Regions from separate parts of the Homo sapiens genome. Here all the other regions are linked to region 1. The links are chromatin contacts, found by Hi-C or POLR2A ChIA-PET in ENCODE. All regions are on one chromosome and are shown on one strand. The core of a region is the stretch at or near the end of the contact, and the rest is flanking DNA. Distances in the headings are between cores, read along the strand shown.

Region 1 (5,133 bases), core at 340-2,839:
CTGCCCTAGGTTGAGCTGTAACTACCCTCCACCCCCATTCGTATGGTGAAGCCACTAGGACCTTAGGATGTGACCTTTGCTTTGGAAATAGGTGCCAGGTGCGGCGGCTCACGCCTGTCATCCCAGCCCTTTGGGAGGCTGAAGTGGGCGGATCACTTAAGGTCAGGAGTTCGAGACCAGCCTGGGCAACATGGTGAAACCCCGTCTCTACGAAAAGTACAAAAAATTAGCCGGGTGTGGTGGCGCATGCCTGTAATCCCAGCTACTCTGGAGGCTGAGGCAGGAGAATCTCTTGAACTCGGGAAGTGGAGGTTGCGGTGAGCCGAGATCGTACCACTGCACGCCCGTCTAGGTTACAAAGTGAGACTCTGTGTTGAAAAAAAATATATTAGCTTAGCTGGGTGTGTTGGTGGCGCCTGTAATCCCAGCTACTCGGGAGGCTGAGGCAGGAGAATTGCTTTAACCTGGGAGGTGGAGGTTGCAATGAGCCAGGATCGAGCCACTGTACTCCAGCCTGGGCAACAAGAGAGAGACTCCGTTTTAAAAAACAAAACAAAGAAATAGGGTTGCTGCTGATATAATTAGTTAAGATGAAGTTATTGGGACGGCCCCTAACCCAACATGACTGCTATCCTTATAAAAAGAGGAAATTTAGGTTGGGCATGGTGGCTCATGCCTATAATCCCGGCATTTAGGGAGGCTGAGGCAGGAGGATTGCCTGAGCCCAGGAGTTAAGGACCAGCCTGGGCAACATAGGGAGACTCCATCTCTACGAAAAATAGAAAAATTAGCCTGGTGTGGTGGTGTGTGCCTGTGGTCGCAGCTACTCAGGAGGCTGGGGTGAGAGGATCGCTGAGCCCAGGAGGTCGAGGCTGCAGTGAGTCGTGATCATGCCACTGCACTCTAGTCTGGGCAACAGAGCAATACCCTGTCTCAAATAAATAAATAAAAATAGTAAATTTGGACATGCGCAGGACACCATGGGAACGTAGGGGCCGAGACCAGGTGGTGCTTCTGCAAGCCAAGGAACCTCACAGGCTGGCGGCCCCCAGAAGCTGGGAGGCTGGGACTGTCCCCAGGGCCCCCACTCTGCCCACTGCTTGGACTCCAGACCCCAGGACTGAGAGCACATTCCTGTTGTTGAAGCTGCTCGGTGGTGTCACCTGGCTCCAGCAGCCGCAGGCAGCGAGTCCACAGGCTCTCCTGTCCCTCCTGTGCCGCCTTCCTCCCCGGATGGGCCCCGTGATGAGGTCTCTGTGCGATGGGGAAACCGAGGCCCCAGCAGACACCTGGGATGCAGAGACGCCGGCACCGCTATGTGTCCTCGGGCAATTCGCTGAACCTTTCTGGGCCTCGGTTTCTCACCAATTCCAAAAGCTGATTCTGCTACCGACTGCTGTGAGGGTCCCAGGGGACGGGAAAGCCCGGGCAGCGCCCACCGGGGCTCAGGAGCTTGCTGACTCCGAGGGGGTGGGGCCGGGCCTGGGCAAGGGGTGGGGCCGGGCCTGGGCAAGGGGCGGGGACGGGGCCTGCTCGACGTGCTCGGCGCTCCCGGGGTGCCTGCTCGGCGCTCCGCCGGCCGCCCTGCGTACGCTCGCAAGGCGCTCGCAGACTCCGGAGTCGCCAACATGTCGACCGCCATGAATTTCGGGACCAAGAGCTTCCAGCCGCGGCCCCCGGACAAGGGCAGCTTCCCGCTGGATCACTTAGGTGAGCGGCGGAAGGTCGGCGGGCAGGGGTCTGCGATGGGGGGTCTGGGTCGCGGCCCAGCGCGGAGCCCTATGGGGTGCCGGCATCTAGCGCGGTGCAGGCGGGGAAACTGAGGCACGGCGGCCCGCCCCTCCGCCCCACCCAGCCCTGGGTCACTGCTGCGGCATGGACCCTGCAGGTGGGAGCTGGCAGGACCGTGGCCCCCGTGACGAGGGCAGCGACACCGACTCCTTGCGTCAGGCTTCCGGGTCTCCGGCTCCGCCCTGACTCACCCGGCGGGCTGTCTGTGCCCCGGGTTTGCAGAGCGGGGCATTCGGCGGCCACGAAGCCCGCAGCTGCAGCCGAGGCTTAGACGGTGCCTAGCGATGTCTGCTGCAAAGCTCAAAAGTGCTGCTGATCTCCCAGTGCTTCTGGCCGTATTCCGGTGGGGTTGCCTCCGTGGACATGAAGGCTTCGAAAAAGGATCTGTGGGCCGGGCGCGGTGGCTCATGCCTGTGATCCCAGCCCTTTGGGAGGCCGAGGTGGGCGGATCATTTAAGATCAGGAGTTCGAGACCAGCCTGCCCAACATGGGGAAACCCCGTCTCTACTAAAAATACAAAAATTAGTTGGGTGTGATGTGGCTCGCCTGTAGTCCCAGCTACTCGGGAGGCTGAGGCAGGAGAATCGCTTGAACCGGGAGACGGAGGTTGCAGTGAGCCGAGATCGGGCCACTGCACTGCAGCTTGGGCGACAGAGTGAGACAACGTCTCAAAAAAAAAAAGAAAGAAAAGAAAAGAAAAACGATCTGTGAATTACTGTTTCTTTCCCAACATTTTATTGTGACATTTTCAAATAGCAAAAATGAAAGAATTTTTACCCTGAACTCTCCTGTGACCATCACCTACATTGCACCTTAACCTCGTACTGGGCTGACTTTACCTCGTTGTGGGTTTTTTCCATTGTTGTTTTCAGCATGTTTATGAAGGAAACAAGTTTGGGTTTGATTGTTTTTGTTTTGAGACACGGTCTCACTCTGTTGCTTAGGCTGGAGTGCAGTGGTGCAATCATAGCTCACTGAAGCCTCGGCCTCCTTCCTTTCTGGACTCAGGGGAGTCTCCCGTCTCATCCTCTAGAGTAGCTGGGACTATAGGTGTGCAGCGCCACACCCAGCTAATTTTTTTTTTTTTTTTTTTTTTAGAGATGGGGTTTCCCCATGTTGCCCAGGCTGGATTATTTATTTATTTATTTTTGAAATGGACTCTCACTGTGTCGCCCAGGCTGGAGTGCAGTGGTGTGATCTCGACTCACTGCAACCTCCTCCTCCCGGGTTCAAGCGATTCTCCTGTCTCAGCCTCTAGAGTAGCTGGGACTATAGGTGTGCAACACCACACCCAGCTAATTATTATTGTTTTTTTATTTTTTATTTTAAAGATGGAGTTTCCCCATGTTGACCAGGCTGGATCATTTATTTATTTATTTTTGAAATGGAGTCTCACTCTGTCACCCAGGCTGGAGTGCAGTGGTGTGATCTCGACTCGCTGCAACCTCCGCTTCCTGGGTTCAAGCAATTCTCCTGCCTCAGCCTCCCGAGTAGCTGGGACTACAGACACCCGCCACCATGCCCGGCTAATTTTTGTATTTTTAATAGAGATGGGGTTTCACCAAGTTGGCCGAGCTGGTCTTGAACTCCTGACCTCAGGTGATCCGCCCACCTCTGCCTCCCAAAGTGCTAGGATTACAGGCGTGAGCCACCGTGCCCAGCCTGGATTATTTTTAGGAGACAAGGTCTTGATCTGTTGCCCAGGCTGGAGTGCAGTGGTGTGATCAAGCTCACTGCAGCCTCGAAATCCTTTGCTCAAGCGATCTTCCTGCCTCAGCCTCCTGAGTAGCTGGAACCACAGACGTGCGCCACACCTAGCTAACTTTTAAGGTTTTTTTTGGTAGAGATGGGGGTCTCACTGTGTTGCCCAGGCTGGTCTCAAACTCCTGGGGTCAGGTGATCCTCTCAGAGTGCTGGGATTACAGGTGTGAACCACTGCGCCCGGCCTGAGGAAACAAGTTTTGAAAGGAAAAGCAGCGCAGCTCTTAAGGCTGTTGTGTGGTTGCATCACTTTTCACTCTGAAAAGAACATGCTGTTTTCTTTCTCGTTCTAGGTGAATGTAAAAGCTTTAAAGAGAAATTCATGAAGTGTCTTCATAACAATAATTTTGAAAATGCTTTGTGCAGAAAGGAATCAAAAGAATATTTAGAATGCAGGATGGAGAGGTGAGTACAGCTAAGCGTTATGATTTCCACCTCCCACTACTCCAATTAAAACTTTTTTTTTCCTGAAAGGCCATTACAGTGTGTCTTTTTCAGGCCTGGGATTCAGCTTGTGTTTTTCAGGACTGTGGAATTGTTTGCCCTTGAAATGGAGGCTTATCAGATGAAATTGTACCAAAAGCTGTTTCACAATCTTGGGAACCTCTTCTTGAGCGATAGCGTTATACATGATTGCATTCCTGAGAGCATTTTCTTTCCACATTTGGTTGCTACCGACCTGTCATTAAGGTTTCCAAATCGTGCATCATAATGCTGACTGAGTCAAAAGACCGAAGGTCGTGGGTACACAGTTTCTTTCTTTTGCATTCTCAGATGTTAAAAATATGCACTGGGTTGTTTTGCTCCACTTTGAGTTGTTGGGAATGTGACAGGGAGGACAATAGACTATTTAAGAAATGATGAAAGATGAATGATTCTTCCTGTCGTAACCAGAACTCACCAACGCTCACTTTTAAACAAAACAAACGCGTTCGTAGCTATGATCCCCACAGCTTTTACTTAAAATAAGAGCTATTCTAATCCCTTATGCAAAAAAAAGCATGTAGCATATAATTATATGATGGTAGTGGGAGCTTTTATTTTTGCTTTTCGAGGCCATGATTAGCTCACTAAGCATTTCGGTCTTCAGACAGCTGTGTCTGTGCTGAAGACAGGTTGACAATTCGCCCATCCACTTTGAGCTCTTTTCATGTTCCCATAACATACTCAGACATTTCCCTCAAGGCAAAAATCCGTTGTGCCTTTCCGGCCACACAGGTGTGTTCGGGGTTATTCGTGTGGACATTTGGGGCCGTAAGGATGATGGGCCTTCTCAGCGGTGTGGACTTCAGTGAGGCCACGTTCTGCCTTTGGGGCTGTCGCTTAGGCTCTTCCAGGGCTCACATTTGTCCAAGGGCCACACTGAATCTGTCTCTTACCATCTCTGATTGTTTAAGTAGCACGCTGGCTGGAGCCACGTGTTTAAATTAGTCTTAAATTAATGCATCTTTAGAAAACTGGAACTGAGAATTTCTCCATGGCGCTGCCAAGCTTTAGAGACGGTGTGAATTGAGCTGTGTTCATGTGAGGGTGTGAGCAGGCCTCCTGCCTCATGCTCAGCTTCCCCTTGAGACTCCCGAG
Region 2 (5,133 bases), core at 1,706-4,205, 1.9 Mb before region 1:
TTATTTATAAGGATTTAAAGTTAGTTGTGAGTGCTGTCTGGAGCACTTGCTGAAACTGTTTTGTGAATCAGTTTTTCTTAATTTCTTAAAACTGAATGAGGAATAAACCCTGTGTGAACTGGATGAGCCAAAAACCTGTTCTGAATTCTAGTCCACTCTTTAGTGATTCAAAATTCCCTATTTCTGTCTCAGAAACATTGCTTTCTTTGGATTCTCCAATTTCTCCTCCCTTCTATTTCAATACTAGTGTTTGGCCTTTTTTTTTTTTTTCTTTTTTTTTTTTCTTTTTGAGACAGAGTCCTGCTCTGTTGCCCAGGCTGGAGTGCAGTGGTGTGATCGCAGCTCACTGCCACTTCAGCCTCCTGGGATCAAGCAATTCTCATGCCTCAGCCTCCTAAGTAACTGGAATTACAGGCGTTCACCACCATGCCTGGCTCATTTTGGTATTTCTAATAGAGATGGAGGTTTCACCATGTTGGCCAGGCTGGTCTCAAACTCCTGGCCTCAAGTGATCTGCCCACCTCAGCCTCACAAAGTGCTGGGATTACAGCCTCACAAAGTGCTGGGATTACATGGTGTGAGCTACCATGCCAGACCTAGTATTTGGCCTTCCCGTTTTTGTTTTTTTTTTTTTGTTTTTTTGAGGCAGAGTTTTGCTCTTGTTGCCCAGGCTGGAGTGCAATGGTGCGATCTCGGCTCACTGCAACCTCCGCCTCCCGGGTTCAATCAATTCTCCTATCTCAGCCTCCCCAGTAGCTGGGATTACAGGCGCCCGCCACCACACCCAACCAAGTTTTGTATTTTTTAGTAGCGACAGGGTTTCGCCATGTTGGCCAGGCTGGTCCTGAACTCCTGACCTTAGATAATCTGCCTGCCTTGGCCTCCCAAAGTGCTGGGATTACAGGCATGAGCCACCGTGCCCAGCCATATTTGGCCTCCTATGGGAGGTCATTTCCACAAACAAGCAAGACTTTCTAATCATTTTCCAAGGATTACAAAATCTTGACTCATAAGTGATACAAATTCATGGCATGATTTGTAGTATTTGTAGCAAGTGACAAATAATACATATTATGTGCATTCAAGGTTGTCAGGGAGTTGGTTTTTGTTTTGTTTTGTTTCTGAAACAGGGTCTTGCTCCGTTGTCCAGGCTGGAGTACAGTGGCACGATCATAGGTCACTGCACCCTTGACCTCCTGGGCTCAAGTGATCCTCCCACCTCAGCATCTCAAACTGCTGGGACTGTAGTTGTGAGTCACCGTGCCCAGCCTTCTGGGGAGTTTAGATCTGTGACTAAGCAAAAAGAACAAATCTGGAGGCATCACTTTACCTGACTTCAAACTATACTATAAGGCTATCGTCACAAAAACAGCATGGTACTAATATAAAAATAGGCACAGAGACCAATGGAACATAATAGAGAACCCAGAAATGAAGCCAAATACTTACAGCCAACTGATCTTCAACAAAGCAAATGAAAACAAAGTGGGGAAAGGACAGCCTATTCAGCAAATGGTGCTGAGATAATTGGCAAGCCACATGTAGAAGAATAAAACTGGATCCTCGTCTCTCACGTTATACAAAAATCAACTCAGGATAGATCAAAGACTTAAATCTACAACCTGAAACCATAAACATTCTAGAAGATAACATCGGAAACATCCTTCTAGACGTTGGCTTAGGCAAAGACTTTGTGACCAAGAACCCAAAAGCAAATGCAACAAAAACAAAGATAAATAGATGGGACTTAATTAAACTAAAAAGCTTCGGCACTGCAAAAGAAATAATCAGCAGAGTTAACAGACACCGCACAGAGATTGGACTTTGGGGACTCAGGGTAAAAGGTGGGGGGTGGCGAGAGATAAAAGACTACACACTGGGCCAGGCGCGGCGGCTCACGCCTTTAATCTTAAGGGATACCTGAGCTCCTTCTAGGAGGTTCTGATTCAGTAGATCTGGGAGAGTCAAGAATCTGTAATCAGCTGATCTCTATCAAGAGCTGATTTTGGGCTAGCTCACGTGCTAAGTGTTTGGTAAGTTCATGTTCTCAGTTTATATCTTCATGACGATTTGAGCAATGTCAAGCCATAACCAATGTCGTCAATGACACCCCCGTTTTACAGATGAGGAAACGGAAGCTAAGAACATCCAAAAGGGTTTGTTGGGGGGGGTGGGGAAAGCTGCTAAAAAAAGTTATGCAACTAGTACACCTAGTAACTGGTCGACTGGAGATTCCAACTCAGGCCCAGCAACTCCAGACCCCACTCTCTCAATCACTGTGAGACATAAGACTTTTGGGGGAGCTTCTGGTGATTTTAGTGATTAGTCAGCTTTTCGCAAAGCCTCCTAGAAGCCCATGCCACTCTCAAAGGGTGCATGTGTTTGAAATTTATGGCCCATCCCCCTCCAGTGTTTCTGGAAGGAAAATAGTGTAGAAACAAGATCATCGGAGGGAATACGACGAGCAGCTGAACCTCTTATCAGCATTTCCCAGCCTTTGGGCTACTCCGCGAGGTCCTGGTCTCACAGGCGGACCCAATCTGGGAACCAAGGGAGAATCTTTCTGTACACCTGGCACTTCTCGTCACGCCCCGTCCCCCGAACACCCAATCCAAAGCCCGTTGGGCACGTCTGATGTCCACTCAGAGCAATTATAATTGGCCATGGCGGACGATCGCTCCGCCTCCCGGGCGACCCCGCCTCCCTTTCATTCTGAAAGAAAGAACCTCAGCCTGGGCGTCCAATGAGAAGCGCCTTCACCTCAAAGATCCCGCCTCTTTCGGCGTCGACCCCGCCCCGAGGCCGGAAGGGATGCCCGCCTCCCTTGGCGAGATGAGCCAATCGAAGGGCTCTCACGGCCAGATGGACGGCAGCCGGCCCAATCCGCCGGGCCTCACGCGGCGCCGCCCGCCCCTCCGCCGGGCCCGAGTGGCGGCCGGGCGACGAGTGCGGGCCTCGGAGCGACTGCAGCGGCGGCGGCGGACGCGGCCTGAGGCGAGCGGCGGGGCGTGGGGCGGTGCCTCGGCCCGGGCTCGCCCTCGCCGGCGGGAGCGTCCATGGCCCCCGGGCGCCGGCGGGGCGCGGCCGCGGCCTGAGGGGCCATGTCCGGGGTGGTGCGGACCCTCAGCCGCTGCCTGCTGCCGGCCGAGGCCGGCGGGGCCCGCGAGCGCAGGGCGGGCAGCGGCGCGCGCGACGCGGAGCGCGAGGCCCGGAGGCGTAGCCGCGACATCGACGCGCTGCTGGCCCGCGAGCGGCGCGCGGTCCGGCGCCTGGTGAAGATCCTGCTGCTGGGCGCGGGCGAGAGCGGCAAGTCCACGTTCCTCAAGCAGATGCGCATCATCCACGGCCGCGAGTTCGACCAGAAGGCGCTGCTGGAGTTCCGCGACACCATCTTCGACAACATCCTCAAGGTGACGCGCGCCCCCCGCCCAGCACCTGCACCCAGGTGGGCCGGGGCGCTAACCCCCGCCCCGGGCCCCTCCGTGGTCCGCCGCCGCGGGCGGGGACCCCTGGGGCGAGGATGCTGGATCCAGCCCCGCCTGCACCCCACTCCCCCCCGACCCATTCCCCGAGGCCTGCTGGCGTCGTCTCTGCCCCACCCCGTCTCGCCCTTTTTGAGATGGGGTCTCGCTGTGTTTCCCAGGCTTGAGTGCAGTGGCGCCCTCACAGCTCACTGCAGCCTCGACCTCCCAGGCTCAAGCCCTACTCCCTCCTTAGCCTCCCGAAGTAGTGGGATTACAGGCGCGCACCACCAGCCCAGCTAATTTTTAAGTTTTTTTTTGTAGAGATGGGGTCTTGCTGTGTTGCCCAGGCTGGTCTCAGTCTCCTGGCCTCAAGTGATCCTCCTGCCTTGGTCTCCCTCAAGTGCTGGGATTATAGGCATGAGTCATGGCGCCCGGTCTGCCTCTGCCCTCTCTAGGGTGCCTGGGGACCGTGGGAGTGGGAACTCGGGCCAGCTTCTGGGGATGGGGAGTGGGGGCTTGGCACTTAGCCCCCTCCTGGATGTGCCCTAGCAGAATGGTATCTGTCCATTTCCCACTGGAAGATTTGTGGGATAGGAGCCCAACCGGCCGTGCCCTCCGGCTGAGCTTAGAAGAAGAGCAGTGGAGACTGGACGGGAACCAGCCATGAGTCTCTTTTTACTTTTCTGTTTTTTTAGAAAGGCTCTCACTCTCTTGCCCAGGCTGGTCTCAAGCCATCCTCCCACCTGGGCCTCCCAAAGTGCTGAGATTACAGGTGTGAGCCACACTTTCTAATACGAAAACTTCAAATGTATACAAAAGTAGAGAAAATAGTAGATTGACTGTAAAGTACCTACAGCCCAACTAAAGCAGTCATCAATTCTGTGCCAATCCTATTCACCTGTGCCCTCCCCATGGTCTCCAAGCAAATCCAACTTTGTGTAGTTGGATTAGGAAACGTTTTAGGATGTATATGAGTGGCTAAAAGATGAGGCCTCCATGTAAAAACACAACCGCAGTACCATTAGCAAACCTAAACATTAGTAATAGCTCATTATCACCAGATATCCAGTGTTCAGAATTCCTCCATTGTGGCATAATTGTTTTGTGTGACTCGACATGCATTGCAATGAATCTCCAGATTCTCCTGTCTCTTGCTTCCTTTTTTCTCTTCGCCATATTTGTGAAAGAAGCTGTAGAAGTCGGCCAGGTGTGATGGCTCGTGCCTGTAATCCCTGCACTTTGGGAAGCTGAGGCAGGAGGATCACTTGAGGCCAGAAGTTTGAGACCAACCTGGGCAACACAGCAAGACCTCAGTGCCACAAAAATGAACACATTAGTTGGGCATGGTGGAATGCACCTGTAGTCCCAGTTGCTTGAGCGGCTGAGGTAGGAGAATTGGTTGAGCCTGGGAGGTTGAGGCTGCAGTGAGCCATGTTTGGGCCACTGCACTCCAGCCTGAGTGGCAGTGAAAAAAAATAAAAGAACCATAGAGTTGATAAAGTCGGGGTTCCAGTCTCTCAGTACCGTGAGCCTGTGTTAAAGGGCCTCAAGGAAGATCTGGAGGAAACTGATGATGAGGGAACAGTGCAGCCTTGCTTACACCTAGATAGCGTCCTTTGTCCTCCCTCCCTTTTTCCTTCCTTCCTTTCCTTCTTTTCTTTCCTTCCTT
Region 3 (5,133 bases), core at 819-3,318, 1.4 Mb before region 1:
TCCTGCTTTTCATGCTAAAATGTCTTTTATGAAAAAAAAAAGTGTAATATAGTAATGGTCACAGTAACTGACAGCGTTTTTATTTTTTAATTTTTCACTTTTTGAGACAGGGTCTCACTCTGTCGCCCAGGCAGTGGTGGGATCTAGGCTCACTGCAACCTCCACCTCCTGGGTTAAAGTGATTCTCGTGCCTCAGCCTCCCAAGTACCTGAGACTACAGGTGTGCACCAGCACACCTGGCTGACTTGTATTTCTGATAACCTTTTTTTCTTTTTCTTTTTTTTTTTTTTTTGAGACGGAGTCTTGCTCTGTCGCCCAGGATGGAGTGCAGTGGCAGGATCTCGGCTCACTGCAAGCTCCGCCTCCCAGGTTCACACCATTCTCCTGCCTCAGCCTCCAGAGTAGCTGGGAAATCCAGGTGCCCGCCACCACGCCCGGCTAATTTTTTTTTATTTTTAGTAGAGACGGGGTTTCACCGTGTTAGCCAGGATGGTGACCTCGTGATCCACCCGTCTCGGCCTCCCAAAGTGCTGGGATTACAGGCGTGAGCCACCCAGCCCGGCCCTCTGATAGCCTTTTAAAAATACGTTTAAATCATAAATTGGCAACTCCATGTTATTCCCGAAATTGTCCTGGTGTATCGCTGGCTACATCAGCAAGGGTATTTTTATTTTTCTCACTCTAGTATCAACTTAGCCAATCTGCAGAGGCTGATGTGTTCCCAACTTAAAGGCTTAAGAGAGCTAAAAAACAAAAGAAAAACAAATGAGACCAGCTCTCATCAGAAGTAGCTTCAGGAAAAAATCTCTGAGACAGGAAGCAAAAATATGCCTGTAAATCCAATCAAGGTTGAGATGAAGGCAAAGCTGGCTGTTATCGGCAATATTAAAACCTGGAAAAATAACTCTCTTTATAGATTTAGCGCAAGAGATAAAGAAAAATCAAACTGGAATTTCACAGGGTGCCTGTCCCACTAAGGAAGTCTCTGGAGATGGACAATTCTGAGGGGCAGGAGGACAAAATCACCGGCTCTGCCACAAGCTGTTCCTCCGATCCAGACCTTGGGAGGTCTGACTGGTCAGCTCTGGGGACACGTAGACCCGCAAACCTGCCACCGGGTCTTCGGTTTTTGCCGTACCCCCAGCTGCTACACTCACAGCACACCCAGCCATAACGGAGTACCCCATGTGCCCTCTCCCACCCTCTCAGATTTCTGGTTGTCATGCAAATGCCTGGCTCCCGAAGTGAGCTCCACCCTGTCCCCTTTTTCAGGAAAGAAAAGGGGAGGCGCTGGGCTCTCAGAACACTTCCAGGGCACTCGGGAACCCCTCCCTCGGTGGCTTCTCAGGAACACACGGACACCCTCGCTGGAACTTCTGCACGAACCGGTGGCACAGCCCGACGATATCTCCCACCTCGGGAACCCCAGCCACGCTCCCGCGCCGCTCGCCAGCCCCGCCCCGGGCGCCCTCACCTTCCTCGCTCACGTCGTCCACGAAGTCCTCGGGGTCGCTGAAGGAGGGCTCGTCCGCGTCGCCGTTCTCCAGCGCCCGGGGTTCGGCCTCGGCCGCTCTGCCCTCGTTTCCTCCCGCGTCCTCGGACACCGCCTGGGCCCGGCTGTCGGAGCGCTCGTCCCGAGCCTGCTCTCCTGGGGCCTCGCCCTGTGCCGGGACAGGGGGCTCAGCATGCGACCCGGGCAGCTCCTCGGCGGCCGGCGGCGAGGGCGACTCGGACGGGCCGGAGGCCGCCTCTGCCTCGGCCGCCGGCTCGGTCCTCACCTCGGACTCCGGCCCGGCCTCCGCGATCCCCACCTCCTCACTGGAGGCCTCGGTCCCCGCGGCCTCCGGAGCGCCGGGCCCCGCGGGCCGCAGCAGCCCCTCGGCTGGCGGCGGCTCGGCGGCCGGCTGCTGCTGGCCGGGCTCGGCGCGCTCCTCGGCCGCCTCGGGCACCGCCACGTTCTCCGCGTCCTGCATGGGCCCAACGCTGCCTACTCGCAGGGCTCCGCGGCCGCCGCGCTTCCGACTCTCCCAGGCCGCACCGCGCGCCGCGACGGCTACAGCCCAGCCATGTGCGTGCGACGGGGAGGCCGCACCAAGGCCGCGGGGCGGGGGGCGCACCCACGCCCTGGGGCCTCACGAACGACCCTGAGAGGACTCGCATCCACAAGACCGCGCCCGAAAATCATCAAACTGATATATTTGTGACAAGAAAGTGCTTAATTCCATTCAGCAAGGTTGTTTCTGTGCATCAGTAAACTCATGGGAGCATTGACCACCCCATGTGTGGCAGCAGATGGTTCCGTCCAACATGGCGTCCTCCCCCTTTCCTTTCCCGTCGGACGCTGCGGGGCGGGACTGAACTATTTGTGGAGCTGAAGGCGGGGACAAGAAATGATTTTAGTACCCGGAATGCTAGGAAAATGTCCTCTAACTCAACAGTTAATACCCTGGAAGAGTGGAGACTCAACAGGCGATTGCTCAGGGCGTCTGAGCCTTTCGCTAGGGAAACCGTTTAGTTTACGTTACTAAAGTCCCCCCTGTCCGTGTCTGTCACTTGGACTCGCCTACTGACTGAGCAAAAGGACAGACTACTTCAAAATAGAAAAGGAATTCGGGGCGAGCCAGAGAGGGCCCACACGACTAGAAGGACGACTGCCTGGCGCGATACAAAAATGTATGGAAGTTTCTTTAATCGCTTACCCCCAGTCCTTCCCTAGCGGCCGTCACTGCCTGTTTCCCCCCATTCGGGCTTTCACAGTGGTTCAGTCCATCCGAGGCCGCCGCCTTCAGCGCGGGACAGCGCGGGTCACGTGGGGGCGGGGGCGGGTCCTCGCCGCGTGGAGCTCGAGGCTGACTCCGGAGGGACCGGAGCGGTTCGCTCTGCGCGGGTGCTCACGGGACGGGCATTGGGTGCATGTGGCTTCTATCTTGTTTTTTGCCGGAGTGGAGGACAACCACTGGTTGGGGGATGTCTTAATCATCCTAGAAAACAACCCAGTGGATCACGCCTGTTATCCCAGCACTTTGGGAGGCTGAGGTGGGAAGATCGCTTGAGCTTAGGAGTTGGAGACCAGCCTTGCCAACATAGCACCACCACCCCCCGCACGCCAGCCCTCATCTCTACGAAAATTAAATAAATAAATAAAACAGGTGGTACCCAGAGGCTGGGGTGGAGAGTGGGGAGTGTTTATCGGGGACGGACCTTCAATTTGGGAGGATGAGAACGTTTTGGAGATGACGGTGGTGATGGTACAACATGGTGAATGTACTTGATGCCACTGAACTGTATACTAAACTTCATATTAAAATGGCTAGGCCCTGCGCGGTGGCTCACACCTCTCTTCCCAGTACTTTGGGAGGCCAAGACAGGAGGATCACTTGAGCCCAAGAGTTCAAGACCAGTCAGGGCAACATAGCGAGACCCTGTCTTCGAAAAAATAAAATAAAATGCCAAAAAGGTAAATTTTATGTATATTTCATCCTATAGTTTTTTTGTTTTGTTTGTTTTCAGAGATAGGGTCTCGCTCTGTTGCCCAGGCTAGAGTGCGGTGGCATAATCACAGCGCCGCTGCAATCGGGACCTTCCAGCCTCAAGAGAATCCTCCCACCTCAGCCTCCCAAAGTGCCAGGATTACAAGCGTGAACCACCGCGCAGGGCCTAGCCATTTTAATATGCAATTTAGTGTACAGTTCAGTGACATTAAGTACATTGCCAAGTACTTGGGACTGAAGGTATGTGCCACCGTGCCCAGCTAATTTCTTTATTTGTAGATAGCATCTCACTGTGTTGCCCAGGCTGGTCTCAAACTCCTGGCCTCAAGCAGTCTTCCTCCCTCAGCTTCCCAAAGTGCCGGGACTATAGGCATGAGCCACCACACCCATCCCATCCTAACGGTGTTTAAAAGAGCGAAAAAGAAGCAGAGTCTTCCCATGCCTAGTACCAGGTTTGACTACTCCTCATCATGCTGTCAGTGGTGTATCTTTGGGCAGGTCACTTAATGCCTCCACCTCAGTTTCCGCATCTGTACAATAAGGGATGACAATTTTTTTTTTTTTTATTTAGACGGAGTGTTGCTCTGTCGCCTAGGCTGGAGTGCAGTGGCACGATCTCGGCTCACTGCAAGCTCCACCTCCCGGGTTCACGCCATTCTCTTGCCTCAGCCTCCCAAGTAGCTGGGAATACAGGTGCCCGCCACCACGCCTGGCTGATTTTTTTTGTATTTTTTTAGTAGAGACGAGGTTTCACCGTATTAGCCAGGATGGTCTCGATCTCCTGACCTTGTGATCCGCCTGCCTCGGCCTCCCAAAGTGCTGGGATTACAGGTGTGAGCCAATACGCCTGGGAGTATGTTTTTTCTACATATGCATGCTTACAATAGGGCACAGTAAGAGATTAACAGCAATAACTAATAGAACAATTATAACAATATATTGTCATAAAAGTTATGTGGATGTGGTGTCTGGTGGTGTGTCTGTGTCTCTCTCTGTCAAATTTTCTTCATTATGTAATATTTTCCAACCTAATTGACCATAAGTAACTGAAACAGTGCAATGTGAAACTGGGGGTCGGGGGGGCTACTGTGTTTGGAAGCAGTCTTCCCAGATGTAATCAAGATGAAGTCAAAGTGGACGAGAGTGGACCCTAAATCAGTGATTGATGTCCTTATTAGAAGAAGGAAATTATGGCCGGGCATGGTGGCTCACACCTGTAATCCCAGCACTTTGGGAGGCCAAGGTGGGCGGATGCATTACATGAGGTCAGGAGTTCGAGACCAGCCTGAACAACATGGTGAAACCCCATCTCTACTAAAAATACAAAAATTAGCCAGGCATGGTGGCACATGCCTGTAATCTCAGCTACTCAGGAGGCTGAGGCGGGAGAATCACTTGTACCCTGGAGGCAGAGGGCGTAGTGAGCGGAGATTGCACCATTTCACTCCAGCCTGGGCAACGAGCAAAAATCCATCTCAAAAAAAAAAAAAAAAAAAAACCAACAACAACAACAAAAACTTACTCGATTTTTTGTTTTTATTATTATCTTTATTTATTTATTTATTTATTTTTTGAGATGGAGTCTCACTCTGTCGCCCAGGCTGGAGTGCAGTGGTGCTATCTCGGATCACTGCAAGCTCCA

The links. A loop is a pair of places that touch in the nucleus more often than their neighbours do. ChIA-PET counts read pairs that join two places held with the same protein, here RNA polymerase II (POLR2A). Pooled maps may share reads with other maps.
Region 2: a pooled map shows a loop between it and region 1 (18-fold over the local background). The contact joins the promoter of GNA12 here to the promoter of COX19 in region 1. A Hi-C loop is called at or near these places in 5 of 50 pooled maps. POLR2A ChIA-PET finds 5 or more read pairs at or near these places in 2 of 52 experiments (OCI-LY7 and T-cell).
Region 3: a loop to region 1 is called in a pooled map, with 17 times the contacts of the local background. The contact joins the promoter of EIF3B here to the promoter of COX19 in region 1. A Hi-C loop is called at or near these places in 7 of 50 pooled maps. POLR2A ChIA-PET finds 5 or more read pairs at or near these places in 3 of 52 experiments (A673, T-cell and activated CD4-positive, alpha-beta T cell).

Annotation. Positions count from the first base shown.
Region 1 is chr7:972,005-977,137 of GRCh38, reverse strand. COX19 (cytochrome c oxidase assembly factor COX19) reads left to right here and starts at 1,589. Exons shown (of 3, transcript NM_001031617.3): 1 at 1,589-1,710; 2 at 3,846-3,957. The coding sequence starts at 1,629. RefSeq lists enhancers at 603-1,483, 2,115-2,184, 1,484-2,366 and silencers at 1,415-1,694, 1,715-1,874.
Region 2 is chr7:2,842,130-2,847,262 of GRCh38, reverse strand. GNA12 (G protein subunit alpha 12) reads left to right here and starts at 2,955. Exons shown (of 4, transcript NM_007353.3): 1 at 2,955-3,410. The coding sequence starts at 3,102. RefSeq lists enhancers at 2,462-2,591, 2,574-2,868, 2,831-3,648 and silencers at 2,762-3,091, 3,432-3,481.
Region 3 is chr7:2,351,762-2,356,894 of GRCh38, reverse strand. EIF3B (eukaryotic translation initiation factor 3 subunit B) reads right to left here and starts at 2,068. Exons shown (of 19, transcript NM_001037283.2): 1 at 1,475-2,068. The coding sequence starts at 1,973. It also overlaps a transcript of SNX8 not described here. RefSeq lists silencers at 1,612-1,721, 1,772-1,861, 2,042-2,181 and enhancers at 2,982-3,051, 2,722-3,277.